Linked DNA regions of Homo sapiens: region 1 is linked to region 2. Evidence: chromatin loops called from intact Hi-C (ENCODE). Cell type or tissue: PC-3. All regions are shown on one strand.

Region 1 (8,000 bases), 120 kb after region 2:
ATTCTTCAGCAGCAAGCCGAGACTCTCTCAGCTCAGATTCGTAGAGATCACTCCGTCTTCTTGCTGAGACAAGATCCTCTTCCAACTGATTCATCATCAACCTCATTTCTTCCACTTGAGCCTGGTACTCCTAAAGAGCAGGCAATGAAATAAAAGAGAACTTTCGAACTCCGAAAAGAATAGACAGGCAGTGAGGATGGAAGAGTATTAACCACACAGGGAAGATGCACAGTGAAGAGAGACTGGCAAAGAAAAGACCTGGCCAGGTGCAGTGGCTCACGCCTGTAATCCCAGCACTTTGGGAGGCCAAGGCAGGTGGATCACCTGACGTCAGGAGTTCAAGACCATCCTGGCCAACATGGTGAAACACTGTCTCTGCTAAAAATACAAAAATTAGCTGGGTGTGGTGGTGCGGGCCTATAGTCCCAGCTACTTGGGAGGCTGAGGCAGGAGAATCGCTTGAACCCAGGAGGCAGAGGTTGCAGTGAGCCGAGATCGCGCCACTGCACTCCAGCCTGGGTGACAGGGCAAGACTCCGTCTCAAAAAAAAACAACCTACAGACCTAGAGACGAGGGGAGTAGAAAGATGGACCCAGAATGAGGCACCAAGTAGGCAAAGGTGAGAAGTGTAGGGTGAAGATGAGGGAGAAAAAAATATTAAACCTTAAAACTGTTTTGGCCGGGTGTTGTGGCTCATGCCTGTAATCCCAGAACTTTGGGAGGCTGAGGCAGGCGGATCACAAGGTCAGGAATTCGAGACCAGCATGGCCAACATGGTGAAATCCCGTCTCTACTAAAAACACAAAAATTAGCCAGGTGTGGTGGTGGACGCCTGTAATCCCAGCTAGTCAGGAGGCTGAGGCAGAAGAATCGCTTGGACCCGGGAGGCGGAGGTTGCAGTGAGCCGAGATCGCGCCACTGCACTCCAGCCTGGGTGACAGAGCAAGACTCCGTCTCAAAAAAACAAAAAAAAACAAAAAAAAACACTTTTAATGTAGAGCATATGTCATTAGCAAAACCACCGGGAACACACATGCAAATCACACCATACGAAATGCACAGAACCTTAAGGCCTAACACAGGAGAGCCAAAAGGGATGTTCTTTAAACAACAAGGATAAACTGCTTACATGTAGTTTTCCGCCAAGGGTAATCATTTATATAGACTTGTCCTTTAGAAGTCATGTGCTCCTAACACAAATTGGATATGGTACTAGTTTTAAAATTAACCTTTCAGACAGCACAAGAGGGTAATTGAAAATCTCAGTGGAAAGAATTCTGGAAGGTGAAACTCATCATGTCAGTTTCTCACCATTAATTTTTCTGGGCTCAAAACTGAATGATGACCGTAACATCACTCCTGCAATGCAAGTCACCCTGAAATCTGGAAGAGTCACAAAACACTGGCTTCGGTCAAAATAACTTGTGAGAAAAATTCCAAGGAAAGAACCTTCCTGTTCCCTTGAGCAAACCCTTTAAGTGATCCAAACAGCCCAACCTTTTCCAAAATGCATTTCTAAAATCAAAACATTTACATTGAAGTTTCTCAGAACTGGGCTCACCAAAAGAAATGGCCAGTGATTTTGAAAACTTTTGGACAAAGTATAAAAATATTCTGTGTTAGCAAAAATCAAGGCTAAGTATAAGGATTATGAATGAGCATTTATGTAATCCAAGGTGACTTGTGGGGTGAGGACGAGAGAGATACAAAACGAAATGAACAAGGAATTGAATCAAGAATGTCTTTAAAAATCACAATATTCAGTAACATCTCTGAGATCCACTCTCCCAAGAAATAATTGGTGAGGAATATTTGAATATTTCTCCCAAGAAATAATCGACTGAGCAAGGATATTCTTTTAACTGATAAATTGCAATTTTTGAATAACAGGGTATAAAGGAAACCTTTTATCCCATTGTAGCAGGTGACGCCCCCCCCCCAGAGCATATTAAAGGGGATGTGCTGCTCTTATGAAAATTGGATGGTTTCCATGCAAGCACACCTCTCCCTCTATTATCTGTAAAGGAGAAAGGAAAAAACAGCCCAAAATGGAACACGGGTCTCATTTCACTCTCTCCCACCCAAAAGCATACTGTTATTGAAGGTCAATCCTCAGAATCATGGGGCACACAGGTTTCCTGGGTCATGCATACTAAGCAGGCAATGCTGGATTATATAACCAAAGATCTTTATAACCTGCTCACAATTATCTAAACTCACAGGGCAGGCCGGGCATGGTGGTTCACGCCTGTAATCCCAGCACTTTGGGAGCCCGAGGTGGCGGATCACTTGAGGTTAGGAGTTCAAGACCAGCCTGGCCAACATAGTGAAACCCCATCTCTACAAAATATACAAAAATTAGCCAGACATGGTGGTGAGCACCTGTAATCCCAGCTACTTGGAAGGCTGAGACAGGAGAACTGCTTGAACCTGGGAGGCAGAGGTTGCAGTGAGCTGAGATTACACCACTGCCCTCCAGCCTGGGTGACAGAGCAAGACTCTATCTCAAATTAATTAATTAATTAATTAATTCACAGGCCAGAACATGAGCTGTATGTGAAATGGAATATCGGTTTTTCTGGACCCCCTCAAGCAGAGCCATATTATGGCTTTCATAACTGTGAGCACTGAGCCTGTCTTGCCTTCCTCCATAAAAATTAAAATTAAAAATTACATTTTACAGTTGTGCTCCTATAAATACAAAAATATTAACATCATCTATGAAAACAGTGTCTTTGACCTAAGCCCAACTTTTTTCTTCTGATGAAAAAATTAAAACATTTTGTGAGACCCTAAAAGTAAAGTGGTCCCTAGATACCGTGCCTGCTAGAGCTAATGGGAAAGCCAGTCCTGGCTACAGGCATGGACACCAAATCTTGAGCATCTTTTGTCCTCAAGCTCACTTTTCTTTCTTGAATTTATGTCGGCGAGAAGGGAATGTAATTTTTGTGTTTTGTCAAGAGCAAGGACAGAGTGTCTGTTCCTTCCCCCCAACATCTCTCTTCCCTGAGCTGTCAGCACATAAGAGGGAGGAAGGCAGGAATCAGGCAACCACTCTGTCAGCTCTCCAAGCTCTCGGGGCACCCAGTCTCCTACAAGCATCAAAAGAAAATTCTAACTCATTTGTGGATCCTTTGATATTGTGCAGGATACTTCAAGGAAATCCTATAAATCTAGCAGCTAACCAAATCCCTGCTTCAGGAAAAACCTGAGAGGTGATCATCAGGTCTGTTTGCAAGATCAGCTGAGAGAGAGCTGTGGTATCTCAGGATGGAATGAAAGACTGGTAGGTGTGAGTCAGGTCAGGATGGGGAACTGCAGACAGGTTTCAAGGCCCACCTAACGCAAGTCTTCTGAATGGAGCTTCAGAATTTTGTGGGGAGGAAGGATCAGGTATGATGCAATTCACTCAGAAACCATGGAACACAAGTGACTTTTGTGTTACCCACACTTTTGTCTCCTTTCCTGAGTAGGGGAGCAAGGAAGAAGCTGAAATTGCTAGTAATGATCTAGGAATCAAATTTCACATGAGTCTTTGAGGTGTTTTTCTTTTAAACCAAATCTAAATATTCTAGAGGGGGTAGCTAGGTGGAAGTAAAATATTTTTTAAAAAAATGAAGAGCCGGCCAGGTGCAGTGGCTCATGCCTGTAATCTCAGCACTTTGGGAGGCCAAGGCGGGCAGATCAGGAGGTCAGGAGTTCGAGACCAGCCTGACAAACATGGTGAAACCCCATCTCTACTAAAAACACAAAAATTAGCTGGGTGTGGCGGCGTGCACCTGTAGTCCCAGCTACTCAGGAGGCTGAGGCAGGAGAATCACTTGAACCCAGGAGGTGGAGGCTGCAGTGAGCCGAAACTGCACCACTGCACTCCAGCCTGGGTGACAGAGCGAGACTCCATCTCAAAAAAATAAAGAGCGATATAGAAAGTTAGATTTTTAAGAGAAAGATCAGGGAATAAATCCCAAGTCTAGAAAAAATCAATATGCCACAAACTAAATACTGAAAGTTTGCTGCAAGCATTAAAAGCTTTCTCCCAGTCTGCAAACATCCTGCTCTCACAAAACTTACCAAAAGTCATAAAATAAATCCTTGTTCCGATGAAAAATCAAATCTGAAACCACGTTTCTTCCCCACAATGGAACTTTTAGCAGTCATTAAATCTAAGACTCCACATGCATGCCAACTGTGGTATGAATCATAAAAGACGTGTCTTTGAACTCGGCCACCAACATACACCTTTTCAAAACGTCCTGATAATTCCGTTTCTAAGGAATCTATGGACACCAGCTGCTCCCTCTGGTGGCCAAACACAGCTTTCATTTCCCCAGGATGTCACCAAAAGTAAATTTCCAGGTATGTTGAACTAATGGGAGAAAATGATTCCTACCTCTTGAAACTTTTAGGATGAAAAACTATGTTGATAAAAGGAGCATGAGTCAACTGTCAAAGCAGATTTCTCAAAGCCAATGTGCAGCCTTCAAAACCTCTAAGACTGCATTATTCAGAGATCTGATGATCCTTTACAGGGTTTCCGTCCTATGCACGTTTATTTATAATGTTTTTATCAAGCAACAGAATATTAACTGATCACAACTTTAAAATATTCAGATGATAAATATGCCAACAAAACTCCAAAGACAGTAATTCTTTTTTTAAAGAGTAATTAATGGATAGAGTTATTTGCAGAAGTTTCTTGCATTAGCTCCAGCCAGATGGCTAAGTTTGTGCTACCCAGAGACAGAAATGTTCATTTCTATCAGTGTTTCCATTAGATTTTCTGAAGTGAATGAGAGTTGCCTGGCAGCTGATAGTTCAGCTCTCCAATTGCTCATTGCCATCTCTTCATTAAAGTCTCTATTTACAGTTTTTCAAAAGACACAAAAATCCATGCTAAAAAGGAAACAATGAGGCAATACAAAAATGAGCCATTTAGAAAGAAAACCCGTTTAGAAAGAAAAAAAAGAGTGGGCTTTTTAAAGGTCTCGATTCTCCTTTCTGAAAACACAGGGGACAGCCTTCTGCACTCAGATAGGCAGTGTTAATCCTGACTTGACCTTGACCAGAATGGTTCAAATTTCTCTTCTAGAATATTTCTTTATGTAAGTAAAACTATGAATTAGCCTGGCTTCACTCAAAAACTTAAAAGTGCATCTGAGAAGCTATTAAAACATTTAATTGTTTTTAACCATCTAAAGCAGGGATTGGCAAACTTTTGCTGTAAGAAGCCAGATAGTAAGTAGTTTCAGCTTTGCAGGCCACATGGTCTCTGTAACAACCACTCACCTCTGACTCTGTAGCCTGAAAGCAGCCAGGGCCGATATGCAAATTACCAAGCATGGCTGTGTTCCAAAAAAAAAACACTTTATTTATGGAGACTGAAATTTGAATTTCATATAAATTTCAAATGTCATGAAATATTGTTTTACTTTTGATTTTTTTTCCAACTGTTTAAAAACGTAACCCCATTCTTAGCTTGTGGGCCATAGAAAATAGGTGTTGGACCAGCTTTGCCCCACAGGCTGAAGTCTGCCCACTCTTGCTCTAAACCTACATCTTTATTTTTAAAAGCAGACATTATGGGGTATCAGCTTCAAAAGGAGCTGGAACAAGCATTCTATGATGTATATAAATTATGAGAAATCTGAAGTTTCTGAATGACCTACATACCTGTCTCTCTTCCACTCTGCCCCCACCCTTTCTCTCTCTCCCTTTCTTCCTATTTCTCTCTCAAACACGCCTCTCCTGAAATTAGAGGTCCAAGCAAGCCGAGATGCTGCTGTGCTCCCAGGCAAGCAGGCCTACCTGCTCTTTGATTTCTTGGAGCTTCCGGCTCTGCTCTCTGATATCATGGAGAAGCTGCAGTGCTTTGTCATCCTCCTGGGACACCTCCATCCGTGCTTGCTCCAAACTTCGCTTTAAGCTCTGCAGAAAGCAAAAATTTTAATAGGGATGCCCTGTGGATCCTGCTTTGTTTGAAAAGACTCATTAAGAGAGCTGCAAGCTGCTTCGCAGACACCAGGACAGTTTCGAGTGACGGACCACAGTTCACAACTTCCAGTTGGTTGCCGACTCCGGTTTCCATCCTGTAAAACCCCTTGGTTCAAGAAACATCATCTCAACCTGGTGACCTTAGGGATCCAGCCGGAAACTGCATCAGCCTGTCTCCTGCCACCATCTACCTGTCCTAGGAGATACTTACTTGCATGTTCAGGACTAAAACCTATTAAGACCCAGTAGCTATTACAGCCACCATGTGGATAGCTACAAAGTGTTTTCTACAGTTATTTGTGGGCCCTAAAGTACATATGCCTCTTTCAAAGTAGCAATGACTTCATATCCTCTGCCCAGTTGTCATTTAAGACTCCAAGTGGTCTATTTCTACCTCCTGGCTTATTTTTCCTGGACACCTTTCATCCATAAGAATCCCTTAATGCTTCAATGGCACTGAAATCTATATCTGAAATACATAGCTGAATAACTTCACCCACCACTGAAAGGCAGCCAAGTCTGGAATGGAAACATAGCAGTTATTCTTAATCAGCCACGTTCTATAGATTTCCTCTCCCTTGTGAAAAAAACTTTAGAAATGTGTGATTCAACTTCTTGAGACTGTTTAATTGGGCACATTAAAAAACACCTGAATGAAAAATTTAACAAGACAATGGAGAAGAAGACAGTCTACTCTTGTGAAGGAAAGAAAAAATGAAAGTCACATGGTAAATAATGACAGAGGGTCTGGGTTTTCAAGGCTATTTTCTTGTCACTACACTGGTTCTGGCCAATGGAAAATTTGATGTCAGGAAGATTGAAAGTAAGTTTTCTTGTACATAGTTGGGAGTCTGGTTCTCAAGGCTGCTCATGTCAGACACAACGCAGACCACAGAGGCTGGGATGGGAGATGTTAAGATCTTTTGCAACTTGCGGCAAAGATGGATTACTCCCATCTCCAGACTCCATGGTACCAGCCGTCTACCTGCACTTTCTGCTGGAAATGAGTCCAATCTCATTTCTTGGGGACCTTACGCCTGGCTCTCACTACTCTGCAAAACACAGATCTTGCTTTTGTGCTCTCCCTCTCTCTACTCTCTGCCATTGGCTGTGATGTGCCTCATGGAGCCATCATGAAACAGGATGAGACACACACAACAGGAAGTGCCACCTCCAAGGGAAGGGGGCTTCAGGGAAGGCTCACACTGCATTCTGTGATGTAGGTAGCAAGGTCCTGCTCCAGGAGGGATCTCTGAGTCTCAGAGGCCTTCAGCTCCACCTCCTTCTGACTAAGCACAGCCTCCACCTCTGACACTCTCCGATGTAACCGGGTCATTTCCTGCTCCATCTGAAATAAACACATCGACAGGTTAAAAAGGCCCGTGGAGGTTCATTAGGAGCAATCACATCTCAAGTAGCCTCCGAAACCACCTGGTGGTCTGGGCTAAGGCTAATTCGCCAAAAGTTAAGTTGGGATGGAAATACCATTGTTTCTTCGCCCAGGAGCGCACAGTTCTTCGTTAAGGACAGTCACCAAATGCTAAGTCACTCCTCTCATTCAAGTCCCGGTTCACACTTGATCACTTCTCTAACCCAGTTAGCAAGGAAGCCACAATCATCATTTTTCACCTGTTTGCTTTTGTTTTTGTTTTGTTTTTGCAGACGTCACTTTAATTTTATCCCAAATCCATCTTGATCCCCCCCCATCTCCTTGCAAAGATCTAGAGGACAAATCCAGGACAGGGCAAGGAGATATTTATTCGTCTGCACTCTTAGGAGTCCCAGGCAAGCAGTGACTTATTAGTTTCCAGAGCGTTGCCTCTGGGCAGGAACAGTGAATGTTAAGAGACGTTGAGCGTAATCAACACAGTGGCCGCAGTGACATAAGCAGGAGTTTTAAAAGACTAGGAAGAGAGACTTCGCATCACTCAAAGCAGATGGGATGTATCTCAGCCACAGGTGAGGACCCAGGCCACCTGCCGGAAGAAGCAGACATCTGGCTGGGTCAT
Region 2 (8,000 bases):
ACTTCACAAATAGACCCACACATATATGGTTAATTGTTTTTGTTTTGTTTTGTTTGTTTTTTTGTTTTTTTGTTGTTGTTGTTTTTTTGAGACGGAGTCTCGCTCTGTCGCCCAGGCTGGACTGCGGACTGCAGTGGCGCAATGGCTCACTGCAAGCTCCGCTTCCCGGGTTCACGCCATTCTCCTGCCTCAGCCTCCCGAGTAGCTGGGACTACAGGCGCCCGCCACCGCGCCCGGCTAATTTTTTGTATTTTTAGTAGAGACGGGGTTTCACCTTGTTAGCCAGGATGGTCTCGATCTCCTGACCTCATGATCCACCCGCCTCGGCCTCCCAAAGTGCTGGGATTACAGGTGAGCCACCGCGCCAGGCCTGTTTTGTTTTGTTTTGAGACAGTCTCCCTGTGTTGCCCAGGCTGGTCTGAACTCCTGGCCTCAAGTGATCCTCCCACCTCAGCCTCTCAGGTAGCTGGGATAACAAGTATGAGCCACCACTAGATTAAGTCAATAGATTGTTTTTTGGTTGTTTGTTTGTTTGTTTGTTTTGAGACAGAGCCTCCCTATGTTGCCCAGGCTGGTCTGAACTCCTGGCCTCAAGTGATGCTCCCACCTCAGCCTCTAAGGTAGCTGGGACAACAAGTGTGAGCCACCACTAGACTAAGCCAATTGATTTTTTTTTTTTTTTTTGAGACAGGGTGTCTCTCTGTCTCCCAGCTAGAGTGCAATGCGATCATGGCTCACTGAAGCCTCAACCACCTGGGCTCACATGATCCTCCTGCCTCAGCCCCACAAGTAGCTGGGGCCACAGGTGCATGCCACCATGTCCAGCTAATTTTTTTACTTTTTGTAGAGATGGGGTCTCACTATGTTGCTCAGGGCTGGTCTCAAACTCCTTGGCTCAAGCAATCCTCCCACCTCGACCTCCCAAAGTGCTGGGATTACAGGCATAAGCCACGGCACCTGGCTGTAAATTGATTTTTGGCAAAGGTGCAAAGGTCATCCAATGGAGAAAGAATAGTGTTTTCAACAAATGATGCTGGAATAATTGGACATCCATGTGCCCACAGATGAACTTCAACCCATAGTTCACACCATACATAAAAATTGATTCAAAATAGATCATAGAGCTAAATGTAAAACCTAAAATGATATAATTTCTGAAGAAAATATAGGAGGATGTGGAGAAACTGGAACTCTTGTGTACTGTTAGTGGGAAATGGTACAGCGGCTATGAAAAACAGTATGGCAATTCCCCAAAAATTAAAAATAGAATTACCATAGGATCTGGCAATTCCATTTCTGTATACCCAAAACAACTCAAAGGGACATGAAGAAATATTTGTACACCTGTTTTCTTAGAAGCATTATTCACAATAGCCAAAAGGTAGAAGCAACCCAACTGTCCATCAATAGATGAATGGATAAACAAGCTGTGGTGTATACATACAAAATATGATTCAGCCTTAAAAAGGAAGGAAATTCTGATACATGCTACAGCATAGATGAAACTCAAAGACATTATGCTAAGTGAAATAAGCCAGTTACAGAAGCACAAATACTGTTTGATTCCATACATCTGAGATACTTGCAGCAGCAAAATTTATACAGACAGAAAGTAAAATGGTGCTTGCTGGGGTCAAGGGTAAGATGGAATGAGGAGTTACTGTTTAATGGGCATAAAGTATCAGTTTTGCAAAATGAAAAAACTGTGGATGGATGGTGATGATGGCTGCAAAACAATGTAAATGTACTTAATGTCACTGAACTGTACACTTTAACATGGATAAAATAATAAAGTTTATGCTATGTATATGTATTAATCGCATTTTTCATTTTCTATATCTTATGAGGCTTGACATCTTGGGGACTTACCAACCTGAAAGAGACTGTTTGTCCCAGGGTTAGCTCATTCCAAGAGATAGCAGATGACCTTCCTGCAATATGCAGTCCAACCAATTCAGAGCCCATACTCTGAACCACCTCCTCTCTCTGGCTTTTCCACTCCGAGAGGCAAGTTTCCCCTGCCCTAATCATCCCAGGGTCAGGTATCAGACAGTTAGAGACTACCCCTATAGCCCACAGCTGGCCTGAATTATTCAAACTATCCAATCCTAAGCCCTAATCATCCCAGGGTCAGGTATCAGACATTTAGAGACTACCCCTATAGCCCACAGCTGGCCTGAATTATTCAAACTATCCAATCCTAAGCCCTAATCATCCCAGGGTCAGGTGTCAGACATTTAGAGACTACCCCCCCCAACCCCCTATAGCCCACAGCTGGCCTGAATTATTCAAACTATCCAATCCTAAGCCCTAATCATCCCAGGGTTGGGTGTCAGACAGTTAGGTACGACACCTATAGCCCACAGCTGGCCTGAATTATTCAGACTATCCAATCCTAAGCCTGTTCAGCTGCTTACCTTGCCTCGCCCATTCCTCCTGGCAAAAACCACAATAAAGGCTTTTTCCTAGGCTTTCTTCTCATCCTCTCTGGCTGTGACCAACCTCAAAGTTCTCTCCTGTGGTTCTGCATGGCATGGCGGGCTCCTGCCCCTTGGGAACTGTATTAGACTGTTCTCACACTGCTGTGAAGAAATACCTGATACTAGGTAATTTATAAAGAAAAGGGGTTTAATTGACTCACAGTTCCCCATGGCTGGGAAGCCCCAGGAAACACAATCATGGCAGAAGGAGAAGCAAACAAATCCTTCTTCACAAGGAGGCAGGAGAGAGAAGTGCCAAGCAAAGGGGGAAAAGCCCCTTATAAAACCATCAGATCTCATAAGAACTCACTCACTATCAGGAGAAGAGCATAGAGGTAATCGGCTCCATGATTCAATGACCGCCCCCGCCAAATTCCTCCCACGACACGTGGGAATTATGGGACCTACACTTCAAGATGAGATTTGTGTGGGGACACAGCCAAAGCATATCAGGAACTGTGAGCAATAAAACTATATTTTTAATGGCAATGGTCTTCCGATCCATTGGCCTTACCATACATGAATAAACCCAAAGTCCCAGGTACATTCTAGAACAGTATATCCTACAACATTTTAAAAAATACATTAAGGAAATGATAGATTCAGTACCTTAAGGCAGCAGTCCCCAACCGCCAGGCCACGGACCAGTACCATGGTACGTTAGGAACCAGGCCGCACAGCAGGAGGTGAGCAGTAGGTGAGCAAGTAAGGCTTCATCTGTATTTACAGCTGCTCCCCATCGCTCACATTACTGCCTGAGCTCTGCCTCCTGTCAGATCAGTGGTGGCATTAGATTCTCACAGGAGCACAAACTGTATTGTGAACTGCGTATGCGAGGGATCTAGGTTGCATGCTCCTTATGAGAATCTAATGCCTGATAATCTGTCACTGTCTCCCATCACCCCTAGATGGAAGCATCTAGCTGCAGGAAAACAAGCTCAGGGCTCCCGCTGTTTCTACATAATGGGGAGCTGTGTAATTATTTCATTATATATTACAATGCAATAATAATAGAAAAGTACGCAATAAATATAATGTGCTTGAATCATCCCAAAACCATCCCCCCAACCCTAGTCCATGGAAAAATTGTCTTTCACGAAACCTGTCCCTGGTGCCGAAAACACTGGGGACCACTGCAATATAGTACATCTGTGCAGCAGTAGTTTTGCATGGTGGCTAAGAGCATAGACTCAAGAATTAAATTTCCTGTATCTAAATCCTGGCTTCACCACTTACTAGCTTTGTGCCATTGGACAAGTTACTTCTCCACTTGTGCCTTAGTTTTTTCTTATGTAAAGTGGGGATAATAACAAAATGCACCTCTTAAAGCTTTATAAGAAGTACATGGCTTAAAGCAAGGAAAGTGCTTAGGACAGTGGCAGGTGTACAGTAAGCACTCTATACATAGACCTCTTCTTGTTATGAAATCTGCAGTCATTACAAAACTGAGGTGGCGGGACATGGTGACACACAACTGTAGTCCCAGCTACTCAGGAGGCTGAGGCAGGAGGATCACTTGAGCCCAGGACTTTGAGGCTGCAGTGAGCCATGATTGCACCTGTGACTAGCCTCTGCACTCCAGCCTGGCAGCATAGCAAGACCCTGTCTCTTTTAAGAAATTTTTTTTTTACTTAAAAATTTTTTTAATTAAAATTTTAAAATGAGGTGGAGCTGTATATGCTGATATGGAAAGATATGCTAAGGAAAAAAAGTACTAATTGCTTGCATTTTTAAAGAAGAGCGATGTAAGTACTTTTTCTATAGTTATAATTATAGGAAATTATAATTATAATAATTGTAACAAAATATACCCCCAAAAAGTATACAAGAAACTCTCAACAAGTTATTTGAGGGGAAAGGAATTAATGATGTAGGAGAAGGTGTAAGGGAGACTTTTGTTTTTGATTCTGTACCCCCTCCCATACTGCTTGAAGTTTTTAACCATGTTCATCCATACTTTAAAATACATACATTTAATTTTTTGAAAGGCCATAGGAATAATCTTTGTTGCTCTTTATTGCCACCTAGGGGATGCTAGGGGCATTGCCTGCCATGATCACTCATTGCTGTTAACCCTATTGACTATTTAATAATTGATTCCACCTTCTTGATTAGTACGTTACACCCAGCAAGTCATGGCTTCCAACTTTCAGATTTTTATTGAGTTTTGTAACAATAAGAAACATGGTTGGGAAATTGATGCTCTTTTGAAAAAAAAGAAAAGAAAAAACAAACATGGATTCGTAGTTAGAAAATTTTTTATTTTTTTAATTTTTATTTTTTAAAATATAATAAAGATGGGGTCTCGACAGCTTGCTCAGGCTGGTCTTAAACTCCCGGACTCAAGCTATCCTCCCGCCTCGGCCTCCCAAGCTGCTGAGAGCCACTGCATCTAGCCTAGAAAATTTAATAGATATTAAAACAATTGAACACCTAGTTTGTTCTCCCTCTCTGAATGACCATTCCAGCTTTATACTTATAATCTAGATCAGCCCAATCCATTGGCCCACCCAAAATGATTTCATCCCTCACTCAATGATCTGTCCGTGGTGGCTAAAATGTTGACATCTGTCTGGTTGCCTGCATTTGAATGCTGGTTTCATGACTTTCTAGTTGTGTGACCTCGAATAAGTCACTTCATCTCTCTGAGCCTCATTTTCTCCTGAAAAATGCAAGTGGTAATAATAGTAGATCCCTCAAAGGACTGTTGGTGGCATTACATGAGTTCATACATCAAACACAATGCCGAGTGCATAATAAGGATTGATAAACAACTTTCACTTTAACACCTACAATCTCCAAATCTCAACTTGATTGTCACTTCCTTCAGCAAGCCTCCTCTGACCTCAGGACTTGGTCACATCCTTCTCACTAGGTCACACTTCTCCTTCTTAGCGTTTGTCACAGAAGACTGTTGGATGATTGTTCGATTAATTTCTCTCTTCCCTACTAGATCGTAAACACTCAGGACAGAGCCTGGGTTTGATTTTGCCCACAATTCTCTCCCCAGTGTCTACCACAGTGCCCGGTGGATAGGAGTTTTTGCCATGAAAAAGTTATTGATAAAGAAATGAATTAATGCAATTAGAAAACTGAAGGCCTCTGAAAAAATCAATATTAACTAGAACAAGTGCCATGAACTAGTTAGGTTCTGATGGGCTAGATGACATGAGTCATGAGACACTTACAGGGAAGGACAGGGTGCGGAGAGGTTTATTTTGTAAGACAGTTGCAGAAAATAAATTGGAAAAAAGATAAACTGTACACCTCTACCATTTGTTCTAGGACTAACCCTATTTTCTTTGAGGTAAAATTCATACAACATAAATGTTAATTTTAAAGTAGACATTTTTAAGTGAACAATTCATAGGCATTTAGTACATTGACAATGTTGTGGAACCACCATCTATGCCAAGTCTTAAAACATTTTCATCATTCCAAAAGAAAGCCCTCATTCCCTCTTCCGCCAAGCCCGTGGTCACCACCAGTCTGCTTTCTATTGACATGGATATATCTATTCTGTATATTTCATATAAATGGAATCATATAATATATGACCTTTTGTGTCTGGCTTATTTCACTTAGCATAATGTTAATATTTTTGAGGTCATCCACATTGTAACATGTAACAGTACTTTATTCCTTTTTGTGATAGAAGAATATTCCACTGTATGAACATACCACAATTTGTTTATAATTCATTTTGTTATTGTTGTTACAGAGTCTTTCTCTGTCGCCCAGGCTGGGGTGCAGTGGCACAATCTCAGCTCACTGCAACCTTCGCCTCCCAGGCTGAAGCAAGTCTCATGCCTCAGCCTCCCAATAAACTGGGATTACAGGTGTGCGCCACTACAACCAGCTAATTTTTTGTATTTTTAGTACAGATGGAGTTTCACCATGTTAGCCAGGCCGGTCTCGAACTCCTGGCCCCAAGTTGATCTACCCACCTCGGCCTCCCAAAGTGCTAGGATTACAGGTATGAGCCACTGTGCCAGCCTACAAACTCATCTCTTGGTGGACATTTGGATTCTTTCCACCTTCTGTCTATTATGATAATGCTGCCGATCCCTGTTTTTTAAAAGTCTCCATGGTTCATCATATCAAGAAGAATGATAATCTCACAGTACCCTGGACCAGAAACCAAGACATAAGATCCAAATTATGATCTATGACCACTAACTTTTTCTATAATTCAGCAAGCTATTGTCCCTCCTCATCTGTAACCTATGTGGTTGAACTAGGATTTTCATGCAATTAGTGTGTCTTGGGAGGTGTTTCTGAGTATTTATTTGGAAGGTGCTCCTAAAAAGAGATAAAGAAAAGGAAAGGAAGATAATCAATGAATTCCTTGATCCAATTACTGCTGTGGACATCTAGGGTGCATTTCCACTGGGGACCTCTGAGACACGGTAGGGAATATATCTTAGTTATACGAGAGCTAAAAAGAAATTATTTAGACAGTTAGTGAGGGTAAGAGAGTCCTCAGTAAGGTTTTTCTTTTAATAAAAACGCAGTCTCCAAATCATTTCTTTTTTTAACAAAAAGCAGCCTGAAAAATCAAGCTGCAAGCATAGATAAGCAAGCTAGAGGCTTGCATAGGTAAATACCAGCAGCTGTGCCAATAGAAAACAGATAGCTGGAAACCAGGTATATTCAACATGGAGGTTCCCTCTTCCCTTTTCTTTGTTGCCACGTGTGCAGATAACATGGCACCAGCCAGGTTTTTTAAAATTCCATTTGCATAATAAAAGATTAGAGTGGGATGACCAGCCTCTTCACGGGCTATGAAAATGGCACATCTGGTCCAACCAATCCACTACACCCCATGTAAATCATATACCATCTCCTCACGCTCATCCCTAAAACCAACCACACCTTGCCCCAAACCAGGGAAACCCACTCAGGACCCCTTCTTCTGCATGAGGAAGCTCTCTTCCTTCTTTCATCTATTTAACTTTCCACTCTTAAACCCACTCCTTGCATGGCCATGTCTTCAATTTCCTTAGCATGAGACATCGAACCTCGGGTGTTACCCCAGAAAAATGACGCTGCTTCATTAGAGTTAGCACATCCAAGGGGCAAGGGAACTGGCTCCTCTGTGGTTGGCTGAGGGCTTCTCTCAGGGTGTCTTCTCTGGTCCCCTTGGGTTCCCACTTGTGTCGACAAAGCTTTCTCCAGAAGGCCCTCAGAGTTGCACCTGCTCACAGTTAGGAAGTTTGGGGCATGCGCAGAAGGGCACATGCAGATGGGGTATGATGGTCCCAACAGCATATGTTAAAGTGATTATGAAACTTTGATATTCAAATCCCTGGGAGCTTACATTTTAAAGAGATGAGACAGAGACAGACTTCCTCTCATTGTTTTCACCTCCGTTGGATCTTTGCCTGGATACTGCTTTAGTTTGTCACTTGTCCTCTAGAAAAGGGGTAGAAAGTGTACATCCTTTTCTCCTCCATTCCTTCAAAGCTCTTAAAAGAGGATAGAGATGCCAGGTGCAGTGGCTCACACCTGTAATCCCAG

What was found. Hi-C counts contacts between places; a loop is a spot of excess contacts. Peaks named below come from ENCODE experiments on the same cell type or tissue, not always from the same donor. Only the 100,000 strongest peaks of a DNase experiment are listed, where the experiment ranks them.
Region 1: a loop joins it to region 2, with 11 times the contacts of the local background. A loop is called at or near these places in 48 of 110 quality-filtered maps.

The regions. Positions count from the first base shown.
Region 1 is chr12:119,776,713-119,784,712 of GRCh38, forward strand. It overlaps CIT (citron rho-interacting serine/threonine kinase), which reads right to left. Exons shown (of 48, transcript NM_001206999.2): 12 at 7,196-7,339; 13 at 5,806-5,925; 14 at 1-130. Among named protein-coding and RNA genes, the nearest start is that of MIR1178, 67 kb to the left of the region's middle. In PC-3, CTCF peaks have their summits at 4,312 (motif pointing left) and 4,528; a DNase peak (open chromatin) is centred at 4,259; H3K27ac peaks cover 424 bases.
Region 2 is chr12:119,654,975-119,662,974 of GRCh38, forward strand. All of the region lies in intron 1 of PRKAB1-AS1 (PRKAB1, TMEM233 and CCDC60 antisense RNA 1), which reads right to left. Among named protein-coding and RNA genes, the nearest start is that of PRKAB1-AS1, 9.2 kb to the right of the region's middle. In PC-3, a CTCF peak has its summit at 4,509 (motif pointing left); no DNase peak of the experiment used is centred here; H3K27me3 peaks cover 517 bases.